Linked DNA regions of Homo sapiens: region 2 is linked to region 1. The links are chromatin loops, found by intact Hi-C in ENCODE. Cell type or tissue: heart left ventricle. All regions are shown on one strand. Links, peaks and the distances in the headings refer to the core of each region. The heading gives the core; the rest is flanking DNA. Region 1 overlaps LOC107986297 (a long non-coding RNA gene). Region 2 has its middle 27 kb from the start of LINC01218.

Evidence for each region. Hi-C counts contacts between places; a loop is a spot of excess contacts. Peaks named below come from ENCODE experiments on the same cell type or tissue, not always from the same donor. Only the 100,000 strongest peaks of a DNase experiment are listed, where the experiment ranks them.
Region 2: it touches region 1 in a loop (3-fold over the local background); 13 of 110 quality-filtered maps call a loop at or near these places.

What each region holds. Positions count from the first base shown.
Region 1 is chr4:101,725,570-101,738,775 of GRCh38, reverse strand. The region is part of intron 2 of LOC107986297 (a long non-coding RNA gene); the gene reads right to left. Among named protein-coding and RNA genes, the nearest start is that of BANK1, 59 kb to the left of the region's middle. RefSeq lists a silencer at 7,870-8,164. In heart left ventricle, for the core only: a CTCF peak has its summit at 8,060 (motif pointing right); no DNase peak of the experiment used is centred there.
Region 2 is chr4:100,900,729-100,913,934 of GRCh38, reverse strand. No RefSeq gene overlaps it. Among named protein-coding and RNA genes, the nearest start is that of LINC01218, 27 kb to the right of the region's middle. In heart left ventricle, for the core only: a CTCF peak has its summit at 6,324 (motif pointing left); no DNase peak of the experiment used is centred there.

The DNA of each region.
Region 1 (13,206 bases), core at 3,478-11,477:
TATCAATATATTTGGTATTCTACTTTTTAATACCAGTTTAGAGAAAAGTATATAAATATGTTAAATCTTCATAACTAGCAAAATAAATTTTCTCTACTTTGGGACTCTTTGGTTTTTGGATTATAAAAAACCATAAAAATTATGGATAATGGAAATATTATAAAGCCAGAAAATCCAAAACAGTTGAAATAGACCTTGAATGAAGTGTACCTAATTTGAATATAACTCAAATTGGAAATTCAATACAAATTTTATTTTAGTAATCTAATAAAGATTATTAGTTTTATGCCTTTAGAGATAGGGTTTCATCTGGAAGTATCAGTTAAGATTTTTAATCAGTGTCAATTTAGAGGAAACACTGGGACAAGAACATAAAGAAGGAAAACTAAATGCAATCGTAAACACAATTCCCCAAAACAGTTAATGTGGCTTTATCATATTAGTTCCCATATTAAATTCTAGAGATATAAATATGGCCTTACTAGAAGTACACGACTTACAGAAACTGTTTTCCCTAACATCAATAATCATTAATTCATCATTGAATTATTTCACCTCTCCTCTCAAGTCGGCATGTCTGATCATTTAAGATGAGAAATTATAGCAATGAGCCATCATCTTAGGGGCAGTGGCTTTAGGCTTAAACATCCTAGCTTTGAATGACAGCTCTACCACTTGTATAAGTGTGATTTCTTAGACTTGTTATAGAATTTAGTTGAGCTTCTACTTCTCATGCATAAAATAGGTATGTATAAGAATATAGTGAGTATTTTTTAGAGCTGTGAAAGTTGAGTGAGATAAAAATGCATTTAAATCAATGTGTGGTGCCTGTTTCAAGTAATCACTCTATACATGTTAGCTGTTACTCTTTATGAAAAGTCAGAGCTCAGGTGAAAAAGGATGACCCAATAATAGGTCATTAATTCCCTACATCTACATCTATATCTTCAGAAATCATCTTACTTTCTAATAGCTGGAGCACTCCAAATTTCAAAGCTGAAGCTTCATGTGCTGGTTCTGTTTTCATTCAGCCACTACTTTCTATGTACAAGACTATTCCTAACTTTTTAAAAATATCCCTATTAGATTAAAATATCTTTTAGAGCTATAACTGTAAATTTCATTCTTGTATATACAAAGTTCATACAAAGTATATCTGAAACTTCATTATCTGTTCTTAGAATAAAATGAAGACTGAGCTAACTTGATAGATATTGCTAAATAGTCCTCCATACAACAATCTGCATTAATGTGTTAAAGTGTTTGTTTTCCCATATTATGATATTGCTATTTATTGTTAAACCTTTTATTACCAATCTAAGATGTAAATAATACTGTTAATTGCCTATGTCAAATTAAATGTATTAAGGTCTAATTAGCATGCAATTAAATGAACTCAGCGTAAGTGCAAAGTTTGACAAGTTTTAACAAAGAATACACTTGTGTAACTCTCACCAAAACCATCCTAAAAGATTTTATGTGCCCCTTGCCAATCAATCCCTTCTTCTGGACTCAGTTAACCACTAATATGTTCTTTATTATGAAAAATAGTTTTGCCTTCCTGTAAGTTTCATGTAAATTGAACTATATGTATTCTTTTGTGTCTGGCTCAGCATTCAGTTTTTGAGATTTATCTATGTTACTGTATATGTTAATAATTTCTCCTTGTTATGGATGATTAAAATTTTATTATGGTTTATTTATTCACTTGTTGATGAACATTTGAGTCACTTCCAGCACTTGACTATGATGAAAAAGGTAGCACAAATATTCATGGAAAACCTTTGTATGGACTTATGCTGTAATTTCTATTGGGAAGAATCTAGGAGTAGAATTGTGGAGTCATATGGTAACTTGCAAGAAACTGCCAACTGTGTCTAGAGACTGTGTCATTATATATTACCATATAAAATGTATGAATATTACAATTGTTGAACATCTTCATCAAAACTTGGTGTTGTCAAGTTTAATTTTAGCTGTTCTAATGGGCACGCAGTGGCCTCTCACTTTTGGCTTTAATTTTAATTGATGTGAGTAATGATGTTAGTGCTTTTTCATGCTTTTTGGCCTCTTGTGTATTTTTTTAAAGTATTTGTTTAAATTTTCGTCCATTTTTTAAAAATCTGGGTTGTTTGTACTTTTTTATATATTCTGGAAACAAGTTATTTAATACAAAAAGTTGTATTAAATAACTTTGTCTGTGGCTTGACTCATTTTCTTTATGGTGGGCTTCCAAAGAGGAGGAGTTTTTTTGTATTGTTTTTTAGAAGAAGTGTAGATTACCAAAAATTTCTATTTGTAATGGAAAATTTTAATAGATCAATGATTGTTAAAGATCTTCTATCTATAATCAAAATATATATAAGAAATAGCACTCAAGTGGATTTATGAAAAAGTTTTACTAAATTCTAAAGGAAGTCATAATCCTTACCTTCCTATTAGCACAGTGAACCTATAACTTCCACTCTCATTTATTTTTTTAATTCTTTAATTTAAAAGCAGACTGTTCAGAGTTACCATATACACCCTTACCCCAAACATACATAGTTTGTCCTAATGGTAATATCTTATATTAGTGAGGTACATTTATTATAATTAACAAACCAATATTGATATATTATCACTAACTAAAGCCAATAGGTAATATTAAGGTTTGCTCTTTGTGTTGTACAGTTCTACATTGTTTGACAAATGCATAATATTATTTATCTATCAGTACTGTATCACACAGATTAATTTTACCACTCTATGCATTCCCTGGGATTCTTTAATACTCATCCCTAGCCCACCACCACTGCCCTGACAACCATATATCTTTTTACTCTTCCTATAGTTTTGCCTTTTCCAGAATATTAGATATATAGATGGAGTGATACAGTGTGTAGCCTTTTCAGGTTGATTTGATGTCATTTAGCAATATGCATTTAAGGTTCCTGCATGTTCTTTCATGGCTTGATAATGCATTTCTGTTTTTTATCACTGAATAATATTCCATTCTATGTATACACCACAGTTTGTTGATTGGTTCATTTATTGAAGAATATCTCAGTGGCTACCAGGTTTGGGAAACTATCAATAAAGCTGCTATAAACATTTGTGAGATTTTTATGTGGAGATAAATTTTCCACAAAAAATTTACAAGTATTTTGGGAGGCCGAGGCGAGTGAATCACTTGATGTCAGGAGTTCAAGACCAGCCTGACCAACATGGTAAAACTCCTTCTCTACTAAAAATACAAAAATTAGCTGAGCGTGGTGGCACACGCCTGTAATCCCAGCTACTTGGTAGGCTGAGGCACGAGAATCGCTTGAACCCAGGAGGCGGAGTTTGCAGTAAAACGAGATCGCGCCTCTGCACTCCAGCCTGGGCCAAGAGCGAGACTCCGTCTAAAAGAAAAGAAAACAAACAAACAAACAAAAAATCTACAAGTACAATTTCTGGATTAATGGTAAGACTATATTATACTTTGTAAGAACTGCAGGAAATAGAATTATAGGTTAACAATATCTTTCAGTGCTTTAATGATAGATATTATGCCTTCTGGCTTGCATGTTTTATGATGTGAAGTCTATGATTGTTATTTTGTTTGTAATGTAGTTTTTTTTTCTCTGAATGCTTTTAATATTTTCTTTTTATGACTAAGAGGTTGTCATAAATTTGATTACATTATATTCGGGTATGCTATTTATTCTGTTTGTTCTTGTTGATATTTATTCTACTTCTTGGATCTGAGGGCTTACAGTTTTAATAAAAATTGGAAGTTTTTCAGCTGTTCATTGTTTCTACAAATGAAACAATGTAGAAACAATTGTAGAAACAATGTAGAAACAATGTAGAAAGAAACTCCCTTTCTCCCACTCTTTATTTCATACATGGAACTTAAATTTCATACATGGTAGACCACTTGAGACTCCATTCTCAATTTTTGTTATATTTCTCTTTGTGCTTGATTTTTGATAGTTTGTACAAGTTTTCAAAAGTCCCATTGTTCCACTTCCTCTGGGTAGTACCCAGGACAAGACAACCACTATGAATTGAGATCTGGAGCTTTTCCATATCTACCTACCTTATCTACCTCTTTTAGCTCAAAAAACAAACAAACAAACAAACAAACAAAAATATCTAACTCAAGTTAAATGTAGGAAAGACAAATAGAAGGAGGGAAAGCTAATTCTTACATTACAGAGAAAACTGGACAAGATTTTTATTTTAGTAACAGAGAAAAAACATTTACATGTGACACATGGTCCCTGTGCTGCCCTGATTGACTACATTATGATTTATTACTTGTTTATAACTTTTGTACTGTGTTTGTTGGTGATAGAGGAAGAAAAACCCTTTCATTCTACCTTATTTCTGATACTTTGTCTTTACCGGAAAAGAAGAAAGCTGGTCATTTGCTTCAATAATTGAGATTTTTTTAAATTTTATATCATTAAAGGAATGCATTTTACAGACTTCAAATAAAAGGGTAATAAGAAATTTTTAAGCTTTTTTTTGAAGGACAGTTTCATAATCTTTTCTTCCTTCATCAACATCGGCGTAATCATCACAAATTTGAGGTATTAAGGTTATTGTCAATGAAGTTTGTTTAAACCAAAAAATGAAATTTCCTAAAGAATAATATTTCAAAGTATGAAGACAGCATATCATGCTTTTATATTGGTAAACACAATTTTTAAAATATTTCATAAGTACTAGATCCCACTGTAACTCTTTTAACCATATCATAGCAGAGAAAGAAATCCAGAACAACTTTCCTTTAGTAAAGAAGCAAATAATTTGAAAATTAAGACTTGTGAAGCTTAAGAAAAAATGAATATAGAAAATTTGATAAGACCAGCTCAGTTTAAGATAATGAGTTACATGCTTTTTAAAAAAAGCATTATCTTTATTTCCTCTACCACAAAATTAGTAAGCTATTTAGTGATTTCAGGAACACTCGATGTACTCTCTACATCTTTTATCTAAAGCTGATAAAATTCCCGTTTTCAATATTGCAACATGAATCACAAGTAATTGAACATAACATAAATCAGGTTAGTCCAAAGTTTCCTGGAAAAATGACAGAAATTAGAAAAGAATTGGTCATTATTCAGTACCAAAGTGGGAAGGAGGGTAGTTCCTCGTGAGTGAGAAGAATTACATCTTGGGGAATGTGAACATTGGCTCCCAAGGGCTATCCTTGTCACACTCCCACAGCAGGGAAGTGCATAAAATTTCAACACACACACAAGCTTCAGTGAATTGCCAATTATTACTTATTCTGAATAGCATGCCCTGATCAATAATATGTGTCTAACACCCACTTGGAAAATAAAATTATGGTCTAAGAACAGGCAGTGTAATACCATATAATCTTTATTAAAAGTCATCTCTTCAGCATTTACATATAATTTCTCTTAAATAAACAGCATATCAGTATTTTATATTATTACTTGGTGTTTTCTATGTTCTGGGAAACTTAAAAGTTTGTGTCATATGTATATTTATGTTTTTAAGAATTTAAACTCTTGGCCAGGCGCGGTGGCTCACACTTGTAATCCCAGCACTTTGGGAGGCCAAGGTGGGCAGATCACCTGAGGTCGGGAGTTCAAGACCAGCCTGACCAATATGGAGAAACCCTGTCTCTACTAAAAATACAAAATTAGCTGGGCTTGGTGGTGCATGCCTGTAATCCCAGCTACTCGGGAGGCTGAGGCAGGAGAATTGCTTGAACCTGAGAGGTGAAGGTTGCGGTGAGCCAAGTCGTGCCATTGCACTCCAGCCTGGGCAACAAGAGCGAAACTCCATTTCAAAAATAATAATAATAAATAAATAAATAATAAATAAATAATTTAAACTCTCAGTACATAATATCTTCCTCTAAATTATTCTGTTTAAGACAGGGGTACACAGTGTCATGGTAAAAGTATGCTGCTGATTGTCCAAAGCTCTGCTAATTATGAAGATTAAATTTGGATAATAAACTATTAATGGATTTCAAAAGGCTATGATCACGGGCATAAAATGGTAAATAATCTTTAATATTGTATAACTTATAAGATAGTTTATCTGAGGAACATTGAAAAGAGCCAATGCCTCTAGAGTACCTTGTAAGAGCTAAGCACTTTATATATATTGTCAGTTAGACACCCCCCCAGTTGTTGAGGATTTAGACATTTTAATGACATTTACAGGTAAAGAAATTTAGATTCACAGAGACTACTCCATCCAGGATTATTTAGATAGAACATGGTAATGTGGTAAAGCTGATCATAAGCCCAAGTATATCTGAATCCAAAGCCCCAATACCAGTATGGTTTCCATTCCCTCATGACTTCTCACTAAAAAAAGAAGAAACAAGTCACATTATAAGATAATGTGCTCCTAGCTAATATATTTGAGGAAGAGGATTAAGGAGTCTTTGTTTCTAATATTTACTTAGACATCAGATGCATCCTATGCCTATTTCTATTTTGTGCTATTTTGTCTGTTTTCTCACCTCCACAAGATCGAGAGTTATTTTAATTCAGAGATTGTGACTCATTTTTCTGTCACCACAGGATACAGTACATTCATTCACCCATTCACAAATATTTGTAAAGTACCTACTATGTGCCAGGAATTATATCAGGTCTTCAGGAAAAAGCAAGAAAGATTAGTTTCCTATGGAGTAGAATAAATTCTACTTGAATAAATACACTAAGAATATTTTCAAAGGAACACATATTCAAAGTGCAATCATTCTCTCATCTATTTACCTTATTTCTAGTTGCCTCTTTATAAGAAAGGTGATGACGAAGGTTAATTAAAAACAAAACATGCGTCAGAACACCTAGCATAGAGTCATGATTTTGCAGCATATATGTTAGACATGTCAATTAACCTCTTTAAACCTTACTTTCTTTTATGTAAGTCAAAGATGAAATCTGTGATATGCAAAACGCAAAGATTTTATTATTCTTAAAATATACAGAACTACAGTAAACTAATCAAACCAAATGAATTTATAGAAATAAAAAAGCTAAAGAAATTTGGGAATATTAGGAAATTAATTTTAAAAGTAAGTATAAATTGCCTATGAAAAAGAAATAATATTCAGAATTACTAATAGTAAACATTCACAGTAAAAAAGAAGTATTATTATCTTCTAACAATTGCCAAGTATTAAAATGATTAATAATTTCTAGTATTAGAAATGGAATAAGGAAATATAGCAAACATTGTTAGAACTTTTGACTCATGCCTTTTTACAGAACAATTTGGCAATGTACATCACAGCTGTAAACATGCCATTTGACCGTACAATTTTGTGATAGCGTAAAGAAACAATAAGTAGATAAGCTAATAAAGATGTATGTATACAAATGTTTGTGATTACATTTTTAGGATACTAAGCATTCCAATGATGGAATAGAATATTAATATTGAAAAAAATGTATTGTTAAGTAAAAGTACACATAGAATTAATTACATGCATTTGGCTTCACTTTATTAAAAATGTATGGTCAAACATTTGCATGCTATCTGATGATAGCATATCTATCTCTCTGACTGGTGATATGCTTTTATGTAGATTTCTGAGTTATTTAAACATGTATTATAATGAACACATATTAAAATATAGATGTTAATTCATGCCTATCTCAGAGGGTTATGGTATACATCAAATAAAATAGAATTTATGAAATGTAAGAGTAATATACAAATGTAAGGCATTTAAATTGTAAGCTAGAATACAAGCAAACAATCTTGAAACTTGAGTTCCACTAAAATATAACACATAATAAGCTTAGGTAAGAAATTTGTATGCAATAGAGAAAGCTAAACAACTTTAATCAACAAAACTATTTTGTTAGCTAAAAGAAAGGAAAAAAAAATGTACAGTATTTCTTTTTTGTCACAGTCCCCAGATCGGCGGTAGAGGTTCCCAGTCTGTGGCAGCTCTGCTTAATGATAGATGTACCATTTTCAACAAGTAGTTTTCAAATTCACCCTGGGATTTTTCTCTATCCAGGTTAACCAGAAGAGAGAAAGAGGACAAGTGCATGTAGGAAGTTATTATAGGTCAGGCCAGCAGGTGGCATGCCTAACCTCTGTTCATATCCCATGGGGTGGGAACTTAGTCACAAGGCCACATGGCCAGGGATGCTGGGAAGGGCCAATTTACTGCATGCTCAAGAAGATAAGTGAGAGATTTTAGTGGACAGCTAGCAGTCTTTGCCAGAGCTCTAACCAACAGAATCTATGCATGCTTTTCTTGCTTCATTTAGAACATATTCACTCTGTCCTGAAGAGCCACCCCATCCAGCCAAATGTTCAGATATCTTCGAAACCATCACTGTTCTGCATCAGGTACAGGAACAGGAACAGATCCTTACGGTCTGATAATGAGGGAGTATGGGAAGAATAAACACAATGAAGGTTCCCCAAGGGAAGAATGAACCTTACCCATTGGTCACATCCATCTGCTGAGTAGGTATTGTGAAGACTCCCTGCTCTGTCCCAACATGATCACTTGTCAGGAAAGTGGAAATGGAGCCTTTGTTATCTATATTTAATGGCTTTTAAGGTCATCTTGTTATTGGTATCAGTGTCTGCTAGAGGAAGAAAGAACATGGAGGAGGGCATATGGAAGGCCCAGAGGTTGTATAAATTGCTTCTGCTCACGTTATAGGGGCTAGAACTTAGTCACAAGGCCATAACTAACTACTAGGGGGACGGCTGGCAACTTCAGTCTAGCTATGGACAGAAGAAAAACAGGGAAAAAATGATTTTGATTTAAGTAGTCTTTCTTAACATCCAAAAACCATTAAGAAAAACCAAGAGAGAAAAGTTACCTCATATCCTTGTGCTTTTTATTATTATTTTTTTTTGTTTTGAGCTCACAGTTATTTGTTCTTAATCTATGGAAATCTCTAGAGTTGAAATTGGAAATGCTTTTCTGCAAGATTACTTGAATTTGCTTTTATTTATAGCCAGAGGACATGGCTCTTCTGGGACCACTTTTCTTTCTGTGAAAATCCAGGCTCAATGAGAGTCTGAGGCTGAGTTCCTTACCTTGCTTTTACTGAAGTGCTTAGCTAAGGTCAACCCTGCCTTTTCTGTCGGCTCATTGGTCTGAGATCACAGCTCTGGTTTCTACTCATAAATATTTTGGGGGTGAGCTTAGAGATTTCCCTTTCTTTTTATAACCTTAACAATGTACTAAGAAGTATATTTTACTCAGAATGTAGGGGTTTGTAGTGAGAGGGACTTATAGTTAAACTAATCTACCATATAGCTGAAAGTGTAGCTCTAAGGGAAGAATTTTGTTTTAATATCCCTAATTAAAGACTTAAAAATTGACAAATAAAAATTGTATGCATTTATGGTATATAATGTGATGTTTTTATATATGTATACCTTGCAGAATGGCTAAATAAGGCTATTTAACGTATGCATTACCTCACCTGCTTGTCATTTTTTGTGATGAAAACACTTAAAATTTTCAAGTATACAATTTTCAAGTATACAATATATTGTTTTTAACCTTGATGTAAAATAGATCTATTGAACTTATTCCTCCTATGAATTTTGTGTCTTTGACCAACATCCCCCAACTCCAAGCCTCTGGTAACCATAATTTTACTCTGTTTCTTTTTTTGTTGTTGTTTTTGAGACGGAGTCTCGCTCTGTCGCCCAGGCTGGAGTGCAGTAGCGCAATCTCGGCTCACTGCAAGCTCCGCTTCCCGGATTCAGGCCATTCTCCTGCCTCAGCCTCCCGAGTAGGTGGGACTACAGGCGCCCGCCACCATGCCCGGCTAATTTTTTATATTTTTTTTTAGTAGAGACGGGGTTTCACCGTGTTAGCCAGGATGGTCTTGAACTCCTGCCCTCGTCATCCGCCCACCTCGGCCTCCCAAAGTGCTGGAATTACAGGCGTAAGCCACCGCGCCCAGCCAATTTTACTCTGTTTCTATGCATTTGATGACGTTTTTAGATTCCAAATATAAGTGAGACTATGCAGTAATGTCTTTCTGTTTCTGGCTTATTATAGCCAAGATATGGAATCAATCTAAATGTCCATCAACAGATGAATGGATGAAAAAAACGTTGTATATATACACAACGAAATACTATTCAGCCCCTGAAAAGAGGGAAATGCTGTCAATTGTAACAATGTAGATGAACCTGGAGAACATAGATTCTTTTTGACCTACCTCTTCCTTACCTTGTCAAATAATTCTAAAATTGTTGTTTTCTCAACTAATTTTTTTTTTTTTTTTTTTGAGACAAAGTTTCGTGGTCGCCCAGGCTGGAGTGCAATCTCGGCTCACTGTAACCTCCGCCTCCTGAGTTCAAGCGTTTCTCCTGTCTCAGCCTCCCAGGTAGCTAGGATTACAGGCGCCTGCCACCATGGCCAGCTAATTATTGTATTTTTAGTAGAGACGGGGTTTCACCATGTTGGCCAGGCTGGTCTTGAACTCCTGATCTCAGGTGATCCGCCTGCCTCAGCCTCCCAAAGTGCTGGAGATGATTTTTTTAAAAGCATATTTTCAGCTCTTAAATGGAAATAAAAACTATAATCTTTACAGTTTAGGTCATTAAATATATTTTTGTAAAACTTAGCACTTGATATAGAAATGAACTCAAATTTGAAAACTGATATCGACAAAATACTCAATTCACCAGCCACCTCTGTGTTTGATAAAACTTACAGAAGTTCCTGATGATGTATGTTTTAAAGTCATTTTAAAATAAACTAGTTAATTATTTTATGGCTGAATATTATTCCATTGTATATATATACCACGTTTTCTTTATCAATTTTACCTACTGTTGGACTCTTAGATTGATTTCTTATCTTGATTATTTTAAATAGTGTTGCAATAAACATAGGAGTGCAAATATCTCTTCAATATACTGATTTCATTTCCTTAACACATTTACCCAGTAGTAGGATTGCTGTATCATATAGTTCTATTTTTAATTTTTTGAGGGACCTTTGTAGTGTTTTCCATGAGTGTAATAATTTACATCCTACCAACGGTGTGTAAAGGTTCCCTTGTCTTCACATTCTCACTGACGTTTGTTATTATTTAACATTTGTTAACTATTGCATTGCTTTTAATGGCAAAAACCGCAGTTACTTTTGCACCAACCTTCTTTTCCTCTTTTTAATAAAAGCCATTCTATGTGGAGTAAGGTGGTATCTCATTGTGGTTTTGATTTTAATTTCCATGATGATTAGAATGAAATCTTGTCATCTGGAACAACATGAATGAACCTAGAGGCATTATGTTAAGCAAAATGGGCCAGGCACAAAAAGACAAATACTACATGTTCTCACTCATATGCAAAATCCTAAAAAGGTGATCTCATAGAAATAGTAAATAGAACAGTGGTTACCAAAGACTGAAGAGGGTGGGTGGAAGGGAGCTTGGGGAGTATAGTCAAGGAACACAAAGTTACAATTAAAAAAGAAGGATAGATGCTGGTGTCCTATTGCATAGTAGAGTGACCATAGTCAACAATAAGATATAGCATATCTCAAAATACCTAGAAGAGAAGATTGTGTATGTTCTCACCACAAAGAAATGGTAAATGTTTGAATATGCTAATTACCCTGATTTCTTCATTGCATAATGTATACATATATCAAAGTATCACATTTTACCCCATAAATATGTACAATTATTATGTGTCAATTAAAATTTAAAAAATAGAATGAAATAAAGTACTGAAAGTTCTGGAGATTATGACTTTTCTTAGCTTACAAATGTTTTGAAATTTTTCTAGTCTATTCAAGATGGAACAATATTCTACAAGGTAGTAATGGGACTATTTCAGGATTTTTCAATAGTAATAGGACTATTTCAGGATTTTTTCATTTCTCATCAAAAATTTTCAAATTGTCTAATGGAGATCATCGTGTCTCACTGAAAATATTAATAAGTATCCAATGGTGAAATGATTCTATGGTCAAATAAACCTGGAAAAATTCTTTCTAATATGCCTGTTTTTCAGAGATTAATAATGTGTGTTAGCATACTAAAGTCTTACTGTATTTTTCTGTACTCTCAGGGGAAATATAAATGTTGAAATCTTTTTGAGAGCAATTTGGTATAATCCTTTGACTCACTAACAAAATTTTATAAATTTTGGTGAAAATTATCATATCACTTTTTGCCACAATTTAAAAATAATGATGTTTAAAAAGAAGGCAATCAAAATTGAGCATAGCAGCAATATTAGATAACTAGAGCAGAAAAGTACATTTGTCCACCAAACAATGATGTAAAGCTGGATAGGTCGCAATATGAGCCAACAAAATTTGCAGTCTGGAGGGGAAAACACCAGCATGGTATAGATTACATGGATGAAATGTCCTAGGTTGAATGTTGTTAAAGTGTTCTTTGTTTTGTTTTTTTCCATCCTGATGAAAAAACATGGCTTAAATTACATAGTACATGTAGCTGATTTCAGTATTTGTAGCTGATTTTAATAGTTTTAGTATTTGAGTTGCAAATAAATTTAGGAGGGAAATGGAGGGGGCACAGTATTGCTTATATATGTCTAATAAGATAAATTATTGACAATAATGGGAGTTAACAAGTTTGAAACATGAAAAAACAAGTCAAAGATAAATTGAGTGCACATTCAAATACTACACAAATAACAGGGCACTATAGCCCAAGAACTCAACAAGCAAGCCCTAATGGGAAATGAAACCCTACTGTGCAGGGGGATGCAGCTCTTGCTGCCTTGTACCAGGGTTTGTTAGCTTCAGCACTATTGACATTTCAGATGGGATTTTTTGTTGTTGTTGGGGGCTGTCCTATGTGCTGCAGAATACTTAATAGCATTCCAGGCGTCTACCTGCTATGTCAGTAGCAATCCCCTCTTCCAGTTGTATCAATCTAAACTGCCTTTAGACATTGTCAAATGTTCCCTTGGGGGCAAATTCTCTCCGGCTTGAGAACCATTGCCTTATACCAGTCACTAAGGAGTTGAACCAATGATCTAAACAATGGTTCTGTTTTTGTGCTTACTGAGCCATCTACTAAATTACCATTGAAGAGTGGGTAAAAGCAGATTACTTGGGTTCACAATCTAACTGTGCCATTTATTAGTTATATGGCCATGGTCAAGTTTCTTGACTTCTCTGTGCTTCGGCTATTCTTATTTATAATGTGGTGAGAATGACATCTACTTTATAGGTGTTTGTTGAGAAGATTCAAT
Region 2 (13,206 bases), core at 3,096-11,095, 820 kb after region 1:
AGAGCTCAGGCGATAATGCTTGCTGGCCTGCAGTTCACCTCCTGCTGTGCAGCCCATTTCCTGTCTGTGGCCTGGGGGTTGGGGACCCGTGCCCTAGAGAACCAAGTATAACAAGTATTTACATAGCATTTACGTTTCATTAGGTATTAAAACTAATCTAGAGATGATTTAAAGTATACAAGACAGCAATATGCAAATAACTTCACTATTTTATATAAGAGACTTGAGCATTGTAGGAGCTGGGTGTCTGAGGGAGTCCTGGAACCAATCCCCCAGGGATATCAAAAGACAACTGTGCATGTAATTGGAATCCCTGAAGGTAGAGAGCAGAAACATTATTTGACAAAATCATGGTTGAAATATTTCTAAATTTGCTGTAAATTTCAAACCCACAGGTACACGGAGCTAAAAAAAAAAAAAAAAATCCTAGGCCAGAAATATGGCAATATGGATAAATGTACACTAAGCTTCCTTATAATCACATCATTCAAAACCGCAATGAAGATAAAATCATAAAAGCAGCCAGAAGGAAGAGGGGTGGTGATGGAATAAATTATATACAGAAGAACAAAAATAAGGATGACAGCAGATTTCTCATCAGAAACAATTCAATCAGAAGGTAGTAGAGCAAGATCTTTAAAGTAATGAAAAAACTATTCACCTAGGAGTCTATACCCAAGGAAGCTCTTTCTTGAAAATGATGGTAACATAAAGACATTTAAGTCATGGAAATGCTAAAATAATTGACCACTAGAAGGCATGCATTACAAGAAAGGTTAAAAGGAGTCCCTGCAGCAGAAGGGAAATGATAGCAGGTGGGAATTTGTATCTATATAACGGTGAATAGAGTATAATGTTAAGTACATGGGTAAACAGAAAATATTTTTTCTTATTTAGATATCTTTAAAAATGACTGTTTACATTAAAACTAATGGCAATTTTGAGATTTATAATATATGTAGACATATGACAATAATAACAAACAGGTCAAGTGGAGAGAAATATTTTAAGACTTAGAATATATGAAGTGTAATATTGCTTGAGCATTGACTATTGTAAGTTCATCTGTATACTCTAAATTCTAATGCAACAACTAAAACAATACAAAAATAATTATAGTTGATTAGCCAAGAAGACAGTAAAATGGAATCACAATAAATAATTAATCTAAAGGAAGAAGAAAAAAAGAGAACAAAGAACAGGTATAATAAACGAAGTGGGCGAACTTCTATAAAAGACCAGATAGTAAATATCTTAGACTTTGTGGGCCACATATAATCTCTGTTGCATTTTCTTCTTTGTTCTTTCTACAAACTCTTTAATAGATAAAAATCTATTTTTAGTTCATAGGCCATAGGAATACATACCACTGCCAGATTTAGCCAGTGGGCTAGAGATTATTGATCCCCACTTTAAACACCAACCAAAATGTAGAAATTATCAGATTGGATAAAAAAGCAAGACCCAATCATACGCTGCCTGTAGGAAATCCACTTTAAATATAAAACCACAAATAGTTTTTTTTTTCCCAGCTTTTATTTTAAGTTCAGGGGTATATGTGCAGGATGTGCAGGTTTGTTGCATAATAAATGTGTGCCATGGCAGTTTGCTGCACAGATCATCCCATCATCTAGGTATTAAGCCCAGCATCCATTAGCTATTCTTCCTGATGCTATTCCTCCTCCCACCCACCAATCTATTACAGGCCCCAGTGTGTGTTGTTCCCTGCTATATGTCCATGTGTTCTCATTATTCAGCTCCCACTTATAAGTGAGAACATGCGATATTTAAACCACAAATAGTTTAAAGGCGAAAGCATGGTAAAATATATACTAAGTTAACACTTATAAAAGAAAACTGGTATAGGTATATTAATATCAGACAAAATATATTTCAGAGAAAATAACATCATTAATGATACAGAAGCTCATTTCATAATGACTAACGTGTCAACTTGTTAAGATGACCTAACAATCTTAAGTGTTTATCTACCTAGCAAAAGAGTTTTGAAACCCATTAAGCAAAACTGGTACAATTGAAATAGAAATAATAGACAAATCCATGGCAATAATCAAAGATTTCTATATTCATTTCTCAATAATTGATAAAATAAGTAGACAGAAAACCAGTAAGGATATAGAAGACTTGAATAACACTATCAACCAACTCGACCTAGTTGACATTTATAGAACACTCTACTCAACAATAACAAAATGCACATTCTTTTCAAGTGTACATGGAATATTTACCAGGATAGATTATATTTGGGCGTAAAATAAGTCTCAATAAACTCTAAAGGATTCAAGTCATACAAAGTATGTTCTCTGACCAAAATGGAATTGACATGAAATCGATAATAGAAAAATATCTGAAAAATCTCAAAATATCTGAAAACTAAATAAAACAATTTTAGGTAAATTATGGGTCAAAAAATAAATCAAAAAGGAAATCGGAGCATTTTAATGGAGGAAAAAAATAAAAAAACAGGGCATGTCAATATATTTGCAATGCAGTATTACTTAGCGAAAATTTATGGAACAAAATGTCTATGTGAAAAATAAAGTTCTTAAATAACCTTCTATCTTAAGAAAATAGTAAGAGAAAATCAAATGGAACCCAAAGTAGGCAGAAGAAAGTAAATAATAATAATTAGGATTGAAATGAATAAAATAGTAAATAGTAAAACAAGAGAGAAAATTAATGGAATCAAAAGCTGATGTTTTGAGAAGCTTTAAAAAAAGATAAACCTCAGTCAGACTAATCAGGAAAAAATAAGAATACGTATATCACCAATATCACAAATGAGAGAGGAGACATCATTGCAGATTTTACAGATATTCAGTGGATAATAGGAAATCAAATGAACTATATATATATATATATGTATGTATATATATTCTACAACTTGGATGCAATGGGTAAATTTCTTGAAAGACACAAACCATCAAGGCTTACTGAAGAATAAATATGTAATACAAATAGCCCTACCTCCACTTGACAATTCAAAAAATAAGTTAAAAAACTTCACATTAAAAACTCCAGCCAAAGATGCATTCAATGATGAAATCTGCCAAACATTTAAGGAAGAAATAATACTAATTATGCAAATTTTCTTTTAGAAAATTGAGTGGGAAGAAATATTTCCCAACTTACTCTAGGAAGCCAGTCTTACCCTGATACTAACATGAGAAAAATGCATTTCAATAAAAGTAAAGAATAATATATTTCACAGGATGCAAAAATTCTTAACAAAATGTCAGCAAATCAAATCCAACAATATATAAAAAAGATAATACATTATAATCAAATTGGGTTTATCCTAGAAATGTAAGGTTAGTTTAATATTTGTAGCTCACCATTCACTAACACACACACACACACACATACACACACACACAAGCACACCAACAGATGTAGGAAAAGCAGTAGATAAAAGTCAAAATCTCATCACGTTAGGAATAGAAAGAAAATTCTTCAATTTGATAAGGAGCATTTAAGAAAAACCTACATCTAATGTCCTAATTAAGGAAAAAAAAAGTGCTGTTTCCTTCTAAGGATGTTTGCTCTCATTGTTTATATTTAATGTTGTGTTGGAGGATCTAGTCACTAAGGCATGTAAAACAAAAGGACATTCATATTAGATACAAAGATACAAAATGATCTTTATCCAAAGACTACATGATTGTCAATATAGAAAATCCTGTGGAATTTTAAAAAAGGTACTAGAACTAATTAGTTTATTATCACTGCAAGATAAAAGATAAATGTTCAAAAGTCAGCTGTGCTTCTGTACGCTAGCAATAAAATCAGAAATTTGAATTTTAAAACTTGTCATATATAGTAGCATTAAAATATAAAGTACATAGTCATGCATGTAACAAAAGATGTGTAAGATCTATAACGCAAAAGCTATAAAACATTAGTAAAAGAAATGAATGTATTCTTACATAAATGGAGAGATGTGTTGTGTCCCTGTATCACAAGACTGAATATTGTCAATATGTCAATTCTAGTCTCAAAGCAATCTATATAATTGATGCAATCATAATCAAAATATCAAAACAATATCTTTAAAGGTTCTTCTATAGGCCGATTCTAAAATTCATATGGAAATGCAAAAGACTAGAATAGCCTAACAAATTTAAGAATAACAAAGTTGGAGGACTTGTAATATTGAGTCCCAAGACTAATAATGCTACAGTAATCCAGAAAATATACTATTCATGTGAATACAGACAAATAGGTTATTTGAACAGAATACAGAGAATTCAGGAATACACTTGCACATATATGGTCAGTTGACTTTCAAACAAGGTACAGAAGAATTTCTATGAAGAAAATTAGTGTTTTAAAAAAATGATGCCAGAAAAATTGGATATCCATACTCCTTCCCCCAACAAAAACTCTTCAGTTCATATCTCACATAATATATAATAATTAACCCAACGTGGGTCATACACTGAAGTGTAAATTCTAAAACTAACAAGTGTCTAGCGAAAAACATAGGAAAAAAAATCTGTGACCTTGGATTTAGCAAAGATTTCTTAGAAACTATGCCAAAATTATAATTCTTAAAAGAAAAGAGTGAATCAGTTGGACTTCATCAAAATTAAGAACTGTGACTCTTTGAAAGACATTGTTGAAAAACAAGTCACATACTGCAAGAAAATATTTGCAAATTACATATAAGATAAAGGACTTACATACAGAATGCATTAAGAACACTAATGCTTACAATAAGAAATCAAACAATTTGATAAAGAAGTAATAAAAGATTTGAATAGACCCTTCACCCAAGAAGATATACACATGGAAAATAAACATAGGAAAAGATGTACTAACACCAAAAGTTAGTACAGAAATGCAAATTAAAGTGACAGTGTCTAAAATTCAAATATCTGATCATTTCAAGTGTTGCGGGGCAGAGATTGAGCAACTGGAACTCTCATACACTGATGGTGGGAATATAAAATGATACATCTGCTTTGGAAAACAATTTGTGATTTCTTAACAGATAAATACATACCTACCATCTGACCTAGTCATTTTACTCCTGCCCATTTTACTCCAATCAAAGCAAAAGAATATATCCACACAAAAACTTGTACAAGAATTTTCATTACAGCTTTATTGGTAATAGCCCACATCTGGTAACAATCCAAATAAGTATCAATTGGTCAGTGGACACATCATGGTATGTCTATATAATGGAATACTACTCAGCAATGAAAAGGAATGAACAATAGCACGCATGAATCTCAAAACAATTATGCTGAGTAAAATAAGGCAGACAAAAAAGTTTCATATTATATATTCTATTTTCGTAAAATTCTAGAAAACGCAAAATCATTTATAGTGACAGAAAGCAAATAGATGATTCCCTGGTGATAGGCAGGGGCTGGGAAAAGAAAGTATTACAAATAGGCATGAGAAAATTTGGGGGAGTGACAGATGTATTTATTAATTTTATTGTGTTGGTTTCATGAGTATATACATAAATTCAAAAGTCATCAGATTGTACATTTTAAGTATGTGTGATTTATTGCATGTCAGTTATATCTCAGAAAAGCTATATATGTGTGTAGACAGAGACATAGATATAAGAGAGAAAGAAAGAGACAGCAAGAGAGACAGAGAGATCAAGAGAGAGCATGAGAATGCCCTGGATTCTGGAATGAACTCTCACCCTTGATCCAAAGCAGGAAACAGCAAATCATCCTGTTAGCCTTTATTTTAAGGGTGCTTGTATTTTCCTAAATTCAGTCTGTAAGTTACCTCAGAATGATAGATGCTTTCTTCGTACCACTTTCCGTAACCCTTATAGTCATCTTGTGCTTTGGGCATCATAATGTGTATTTTATAGATTAGTTGCCTGAGGCAGTGAGCTATTAATTAACTTGCACAAGGTCACTACCAATAGGATTGCAAACCAAGTATCTCTTGCTCCATAGCACATACTCATTCCACTCCCACAAGCCCACCTTAGTAATCAGGTGGCCTTAAAATATGGTGTTCTGGTGTCCCCTTTCCCTCAGCAATCTCCTGCAGTTCAATAAGACTTCTGTTGTTCCTAAAACCCAGTTAATAAATATGAATGCAAAAATGCACTGCCAGGTCACTATCTTTGACCAAGCAAACAGGCTCTCCCTGTTTTTGTTTTGTTTTGCTTTGCCAAGTGAACAGAGTCAATTCATTGTCTTTTCTTTAACTTGTGGAAGAGTGCGGAATGCTTTTCCTGTTGAGTGAGGTAAGATGTCCCCAATATCTGGAAGTGTGGCTGGAGGCAAAATGCAGCCACACTTCCAGATATTGACACCTGCTGGTCAAAAACATGAACATCCAGAAAGAAAATGTAGAAAGACTAATAAAACATTATCACCAATCTTTTTGGATTTCAGACTTCTCAGTAAAAATGTTTATGCTTTCACCTATAATATATGTATATTTATATGTAATGTACAAATACTAACATATATGCCATAAAACATACAGGAATGAATTTTAAACATAAAATAAAGATGGAATAAACATTAATTTAAAGATAATATATTTCATTATTGGTGCCAAAAGACGATATTTTGAGAGTGATGTGAATGAATATTCTTCGCCATTAAAAAAGTCCTGGTTTAACCCATTGTGAATACAAAAAGTGACTATTTTGTTTAGTTTATTTAGTTTATTTCAATAATGTTTCAAATGGCTTTCATAGCTGAAGATGTTACTGCAGAGAAAAGCATAAACGCAAATGCAAGTGGTTTGCACTGGTTGTGCTTACTAAATCAATAGCTTCTACTCATGGATTATGCAAGATTTTGATTTTTAAAACACTGCTAGTAAATTTCTATCTCCTTGATGTAAGTCAGTTGTTCTTGCAAGTGAATGGAAGAAGTGTTGCATTTTTTTATTATTTTTTAAACAAGATTCTGTTAATAGTTTTTTAAGAGTGTAGGAGTTTTTATGTGATACTCACTATTTTCAGGAAAAGAAATAATGAGGAAAATGATTTCAAATACTCAATTTCAATGTTCTTTCCATTGCTCAGTTTTCTTTCATAAAACAATTACTTTCTCATTTATTGTAAAAATGTTACCTTTACCTATAAATGACAAAATAAATGTGTTGTTTTAAATATCTGTATTATATCAACAGTCTCTCTAAATTACAGATGGAAAGCAAAGTTGGAACACTTCTCTTTTTTAAAGAAAAAAATATAAGTTGTCTTGAAGTTCTGCAACTCTTTTTTTTCTCATTATAATTGGGATGAAATTGCATCTATGCTCCTTAGTATTAGATTTTAAATCTTAGTCCACCAAATTTTAATTTGCTTTATATCAGTTCTTTTTTTCTTAATTTTTATTTTATTTTATTATACTTTAAGTTCTTGGATACATGTGCAGAACGTGCAGGTTTGTTGCATAGGTATACACATGCCATGATAGTTTGCGGCAACCCATCATCTACGTTAGGTATTTCTCCTAATGGTATCTCTCTCCTAGTCCACCCACTCCAACAGGCCCCGGTGTGTGATGTTCCCCTCCCTGTGTCCATGTGTTCTCATTGTTCAACTCCCACTTATGAGTGAGAACACGCAGTGATTGGTTTTCTGTTTCTGTGATAGTTTGCTGAGAATGATGGCTTCCAGCTTCATCCACATCTCTGCAAAGGACATGAACTCATCTTTTTATGGCTGCATAGTTTTCCATGGTGTATATGTGCCACATTTTCTTTATCCAGTCTATCATTGATGGGCATTTGGGTTGATTCCAAGTATTTGCTATTGTAAACAGTGCTGCAATAAGTATACATGTCTATGTGTCTTTATAGTAGAATGATTTATAATCCTTTGGATATATACCCAGTAATGGGATTGCTGGGGCAAATGGTATTTCTGGTTCTAGATCCTTGAGGAATCGCCACACTGTCTCCCACCATGGTTGAACTAATTTACACTCCCACCAATAGTGTAAAAGTGTTCCTATTTCTCCACATCCTCTCCAGAATCCATTGTTTCCTGACTTTTTAATGATCGCCATTCTAACTGGTGGGAGACGGTATCTCATTGTGGTTTTAATTTGCACTCCTCTAATAACCAGTGATGATGAGCTTTTTTTCATGTTTGTTGGCCTCATAAATGTCTTCTTCTGAGAAGTGTCTGTTAATATCCTTTGCTCACTTTTTGATGGAGTCATTTGTTCTTTTCTTATAAATTTGTTTAAGTTCTTTGTAGATTCTGGATATTAACCCTTTGTCAGATGGATAGATTGCAAACACTTTCTCCCATTCTGTAGGTTGCCTCCGATGAGAGTTTCTTTTGCTGTGCAGAAGCTCTTTAGTTTAATTAGATCCCATTTGTCAATTTTGGCTTTTGTTGCCATTGCTTTTGGTATTTTAGTCATGAAGTCTTTGCCCAGGCCTTTGTCGTGAATGGTATTGCCTAGGTTTTCTTCTAGGGATTTTATGGTTTTAGGTCTTATTTTAAGTCTTTATTCCATCTTGAGTTAATTTTTGTATAAGGTGTAAGGAAGGGGTCCAGTTTCAGTTTTCTGCATATGAGTAGCCAGTTTTCCCAACACCATTTATTAAATAGGGAATCCTTTCACCATTGCTCATTTTTGTTAGGTTTGTCAAAGATCAGATGGTTGTAGATGCGGGGCATTATTTCTGAGGCCTCTGTTCTGTTCCACTGGTGTATGTATCTGTTTTGGTACCAGTACCATGCTGTTTTGGTTACTGTAGCCTCCTAGTGTAGTTTGAAGTCAGGTAGCATGATGCCTCCAGCTTTTTTCTTTTTGCTTAGGATTGTCTTGGCTATACTGGCTCTTTTTTGGTTCCCTATGAAATTTAAAGTAGTTTTTTCTAATTCTGTGAAGAAATTCAATGGTAGCTTGATGGGGATAGCATTGAATCTGTAAATTACTTTGGGCAGTATGACCATTTTCACAATATTCATTCTTCCTATCCATGAGCATGGAATGTTTTTCCATTTGTTTGTGTCCTCTCTTATTTCCTTGAGCAGTGGTTTATAGTTCTCCTTGAAGAGGTCCTTCACATTTCTTGTAAGTTTTATTCGTAGGTATTTTATTCTCTTTGTAGCAATTGTGAATGGAAGTTCACTCATGATTTGGCTCTCTGTCTATTATTGGTGTATAGGAATGTTTGTGATTTTTGCACATCGATTTTGTATCCTGAGACTTTGCTAAAGTTGCTTATCGGCTGAAGTAGATTTTGGGCTGAGAGATGATGGGGTTTTCTATATATACAATCATGAAATCTGCAGAGACAATTTGACTTCCTCTCTTCTGATTTGAATACCCTTTATTTCTTTCTCTTTCCTGATTGCCCTGGCCAGAACTTCCAATACTATGTTGAATAGGAGTGGCTAGAGAGGGCATCCTTGTCTTGTGCTGGTTTACAAAGGAAATGTTTCCAGTTTTTGCCCATTCAGTATGATATTGGCTGTGGGTTTTTCATAAATAGCTCTTATTATTTTGAGATACATTCCATCAATACCTAGGTTTTTGAGAGTTTTTAGCATGATGGGGTGTTGAATTTTATTGAAGGCCTTTTTTGCATCTATTGAGATAATCATGTGGTTTTTGTCATTGGTTCTGTTTATATGATGCATTACGTTTACTGATTTGCATATGGTGAACCAACCTTGTATCCCAGTGATGAAGCTGACTTGATCGTGGTGGATAAGTTTTTGATGTTCTGATAGATTTGGTTTGCTAGTATTTTATTGAGGATTTTCGTATTGATGTTCATCAGAGATATTGGGTGGAAATTTTCCTTTTTTTTGGGTCTCTGCCAGGTTTTGGTATCAGGATATGGCAGCCTCATAAAACGAGTTAGGGAGGAGTCCCTCTTTTTCTATTGTTTGGAATAGTTTCAGAAGGAGTGGTACCAGTTCCTCTTTGTACCTCTGGTAGAATTTGGCTGTGAATCTGTCTGGTTCTGGGCTTTTTTGGTTGGTAGGCTATTAATTACTGCCTCAATTTCAGAACTTGTTATTGGTCTATTCATGGATTTGACTTCTTCCTGGTTTAGCTTTGGGAGGGTGTATGTGTCCAGGAATTTATCCATTTCTTCTAGATTTTCTAGTTTATTTACGTAGAGGTGTTTATAGTATTCTCTGTTGGTAGTTTGTATTTCTGTGGGATTGGAGGTGTATCCCCATTATCATTTTTTATTGCGTCTATTGGATTCTTCTCTGTTTTCTTCTTTATTACTCCAGCTAGCAGTCTATCTATTTTGTTAATCTTTTCAAAAAACAAGCACCTGGATTCACTGATTTTTTGAAGGGTTTTTTGTGTCTCTATCTTGTTCAGTTCTGCTCTGATCTTGGTTATTTCTTGTTTTCTGCTAGCTTTTGAATTTGTTTGCTCTTGCTTCTCTAGCTCTTTTAATTGTGATGTTAGGGTATCAATTTTATATCTTCATGCTTTTTCCCGTGGGCATTTTGTGCTATAAATTTCCCTCAAACAGTGCTTTAACTGTGTCCCAGAGATTCTGGTACGTTGTGTCTTTGTTCTCATTGGTTTCAAAGAACTTCTTTATTTCTGCCTTCATTTCGTTGTTTACTGAGTAGTCATTCAGGATCAGGTTGTTCAGTTTCCACGTAGTTGTGCAGTTTTGAGTGAATTTCTTAATCCTAAGTTCTACTTTGATTGCACTGTGGTTTGAGAGACTGTTTGCTATGATTTCCATTCTTTTGCATTTGCTGAGGAGTGTTTTACTTCCAATTATGGGTGGTCAGTTTTAGAATAAGTGTGATATGGTGCTGAGAAGAATGTATATTCTGTCAATTTGGGGTGGAGAGTTATGTAGATGTTAGGTCCACTTGGTCCAGAGTTGAGTTCAAATCCTTAATATCCTTGTTACTTTTTTGTATTCGTGATCTGTCTAATATTGACAGTGGGGTGTTGAAGTCTCCCACTATTATTGTGTGGGAGTGTAAGTCTCTTTGTATGTCTCTAAGAACTTGCTTCATAAATCTGGGTGCTCCTGTATTGGATGCATATATATTTAGGATAGTTAGCTCTTCTTGTTGCATTGATCCCTTTACCATTATGCAATACCCCTTCTTTGTCTTTTTTTTATCTTTGTTGGTTTAAAGTCTGTTTTATCAGAGTCTAGGATTGCAACCCTTGGTTTTTTTTTTATTTTTATTTTTATTTTTTTTTTTGCTTTCCGTTTGCTTGGTAAATATTCCTCCCTCCCTTTATTTTGACCCTATGTGTGTCTGTGCACGTCAGATGGGTCTCCTGAATACAGCACTGTGACGGGTCTTGACTATCCAATTTGCCAGTCTGTGTCTTTAATTGGGGCATTTGGCCCAGTTCCACTTAAGGTTAACATTGTTAGGTGTGAATTTGATCCTGTGATTATGATGCTAGTTCGTTATTTTGCCCGTTAGTTGATGCAGTTTCTTCATAGCATTGATGGTCTTTACAATTTGATATTTTTTTGCAGTGGCTGGTACTGGTTTTTCCTTTCCATATTTAGTGCTTCCTTCAGGAGCTCTTGTAAGGCAGGCCTGGTGGTGACAAAAATTCTCAGCATTTGCTTGCCCATAAAGGATTTTATTTCTCCTCTTATGAAGCTTAGTTTGGCTGGATTTGAAATTCTGGGTTGAAAATTCTTTTCTTTAAGAATGTTGAATATTGGCCCCACTTTCTTCTGGCTTGTAGGGTTTCTGCCAAGAGATCTGCTGTTAGTCTGATGGGCTTCCCTTTGTGCGTAACCCAACCTTTCTCTCTGGCTGCCCTTAACATTTTTTTCTTTGTTTCAACCTTGTTGAATCTGATGATTATGTGTCTTGGGGTTGCTCTCCTCGAGGAGTATCTTTGTGGTATTCTCTGTATTTCCTGAATTTGAATGTTGGCCTGCCTTGCTAGGTTGGGGAAGTTCTCCTGGATAATATCCTGAAGAGTGTTTTCCAACTTGGTTCCATTCTCCCCATCACTTTCAGGCACACCAATCAAATGTAGGTTTGGTTTTTGCCCGTAGTCTCACATTTCTTGGAGGCTTTGTTTGTTTCTTTTCATTTTTTTTCTCTAATCTTGTCTTCATGCTTAATTTCATTAAGTTGATCTTCAGTCTCTGATATCCTTTCTTCCACTTGATCGATTCAGTTATGGATACTTGTGTATGCTTCATTATGTTTTCATGCTATGTTTTTCAGCTCCGTCAGATCATTTATGTTCTTCTCTAAACTGGTTATTCTAGTTAGCAATTCCTCTAACCTTTTTTCAAGGTTCTTAGTGTCCTTGCGTTGGGTTAGAACATGCTCCTTTAGCTTGGAGGAGTTTGTTATTACCCACCTCCTGAAGCCTACTTCTGTCAATTAATCAAAATCATTCACCATCCAGTTTTGTTCTCTTGGTGAGGAGTTGTGATCCTTTGGAGGAGAAGAGAATTTTTAGCCTTTTTGCGCTGGATTTTCCTCATCTTTGTGTATTTATCTACCTTTGGTCTTTGATGTTTGTGACCTTCAGATGGGGTTTCTCTGTGGATGTACTTTTGGTTGACGTTGATCCTATTCCTTTCTGTTTGTTAGTTTTCCTTCTAACAGTCAGGCCTCTCTGCTGCAGGTCTGCTGGAGTTTGTTGGAAGTCCACTCCAGACCCTGATTGCCTGGATATCACTAGCAGAAGCTGCAGAACAGCAAAGATTTCTGCCTGTTCCTTCCTCTGGAAGCTTCATCTCAGAGGGGCACCTGCCAGATGCCAGCCAGAGCGCTCCTGTATGAGTTGTCTGTCAACGCCTCCTGGGAGGTGTCTCCCAGTCAGGTGGCACGGGGGTCAGGAACCTACTTGAGGAGGCAGTCTGTCCCTTAGCAGAGCTCAAGCACTGTGCTGGGAGAACTGCTGCTGTCTTCAGAGCCAACAGGCAAGAACATTTAAGTCTGCTGAAGCTGCGTCCACAACAGCCCCTTCCCCCAGGTGCTCTGTCCCAGGAAGATGGGAGTTTTATCTATAAGCGCCTTATTGGGGCTGCTGCCTCTCTTTCAAAGATCCCCTGCCCAGAGAGGGGGAATCTAGAGAGGCAGTCTGGCTACGAAGGCTTTGCTGAGCTGTGGTGGGCTCTGCCTAGTTTGAAATTCCAGGCGGCTTTGTTTCCACTGTGAGGGGAAAACTGCCTACTCAAGCCTCAGTATTGGTGGACGCCCCTCCCTGCGCCAAACTGGAGCATCCCAGGTCAACT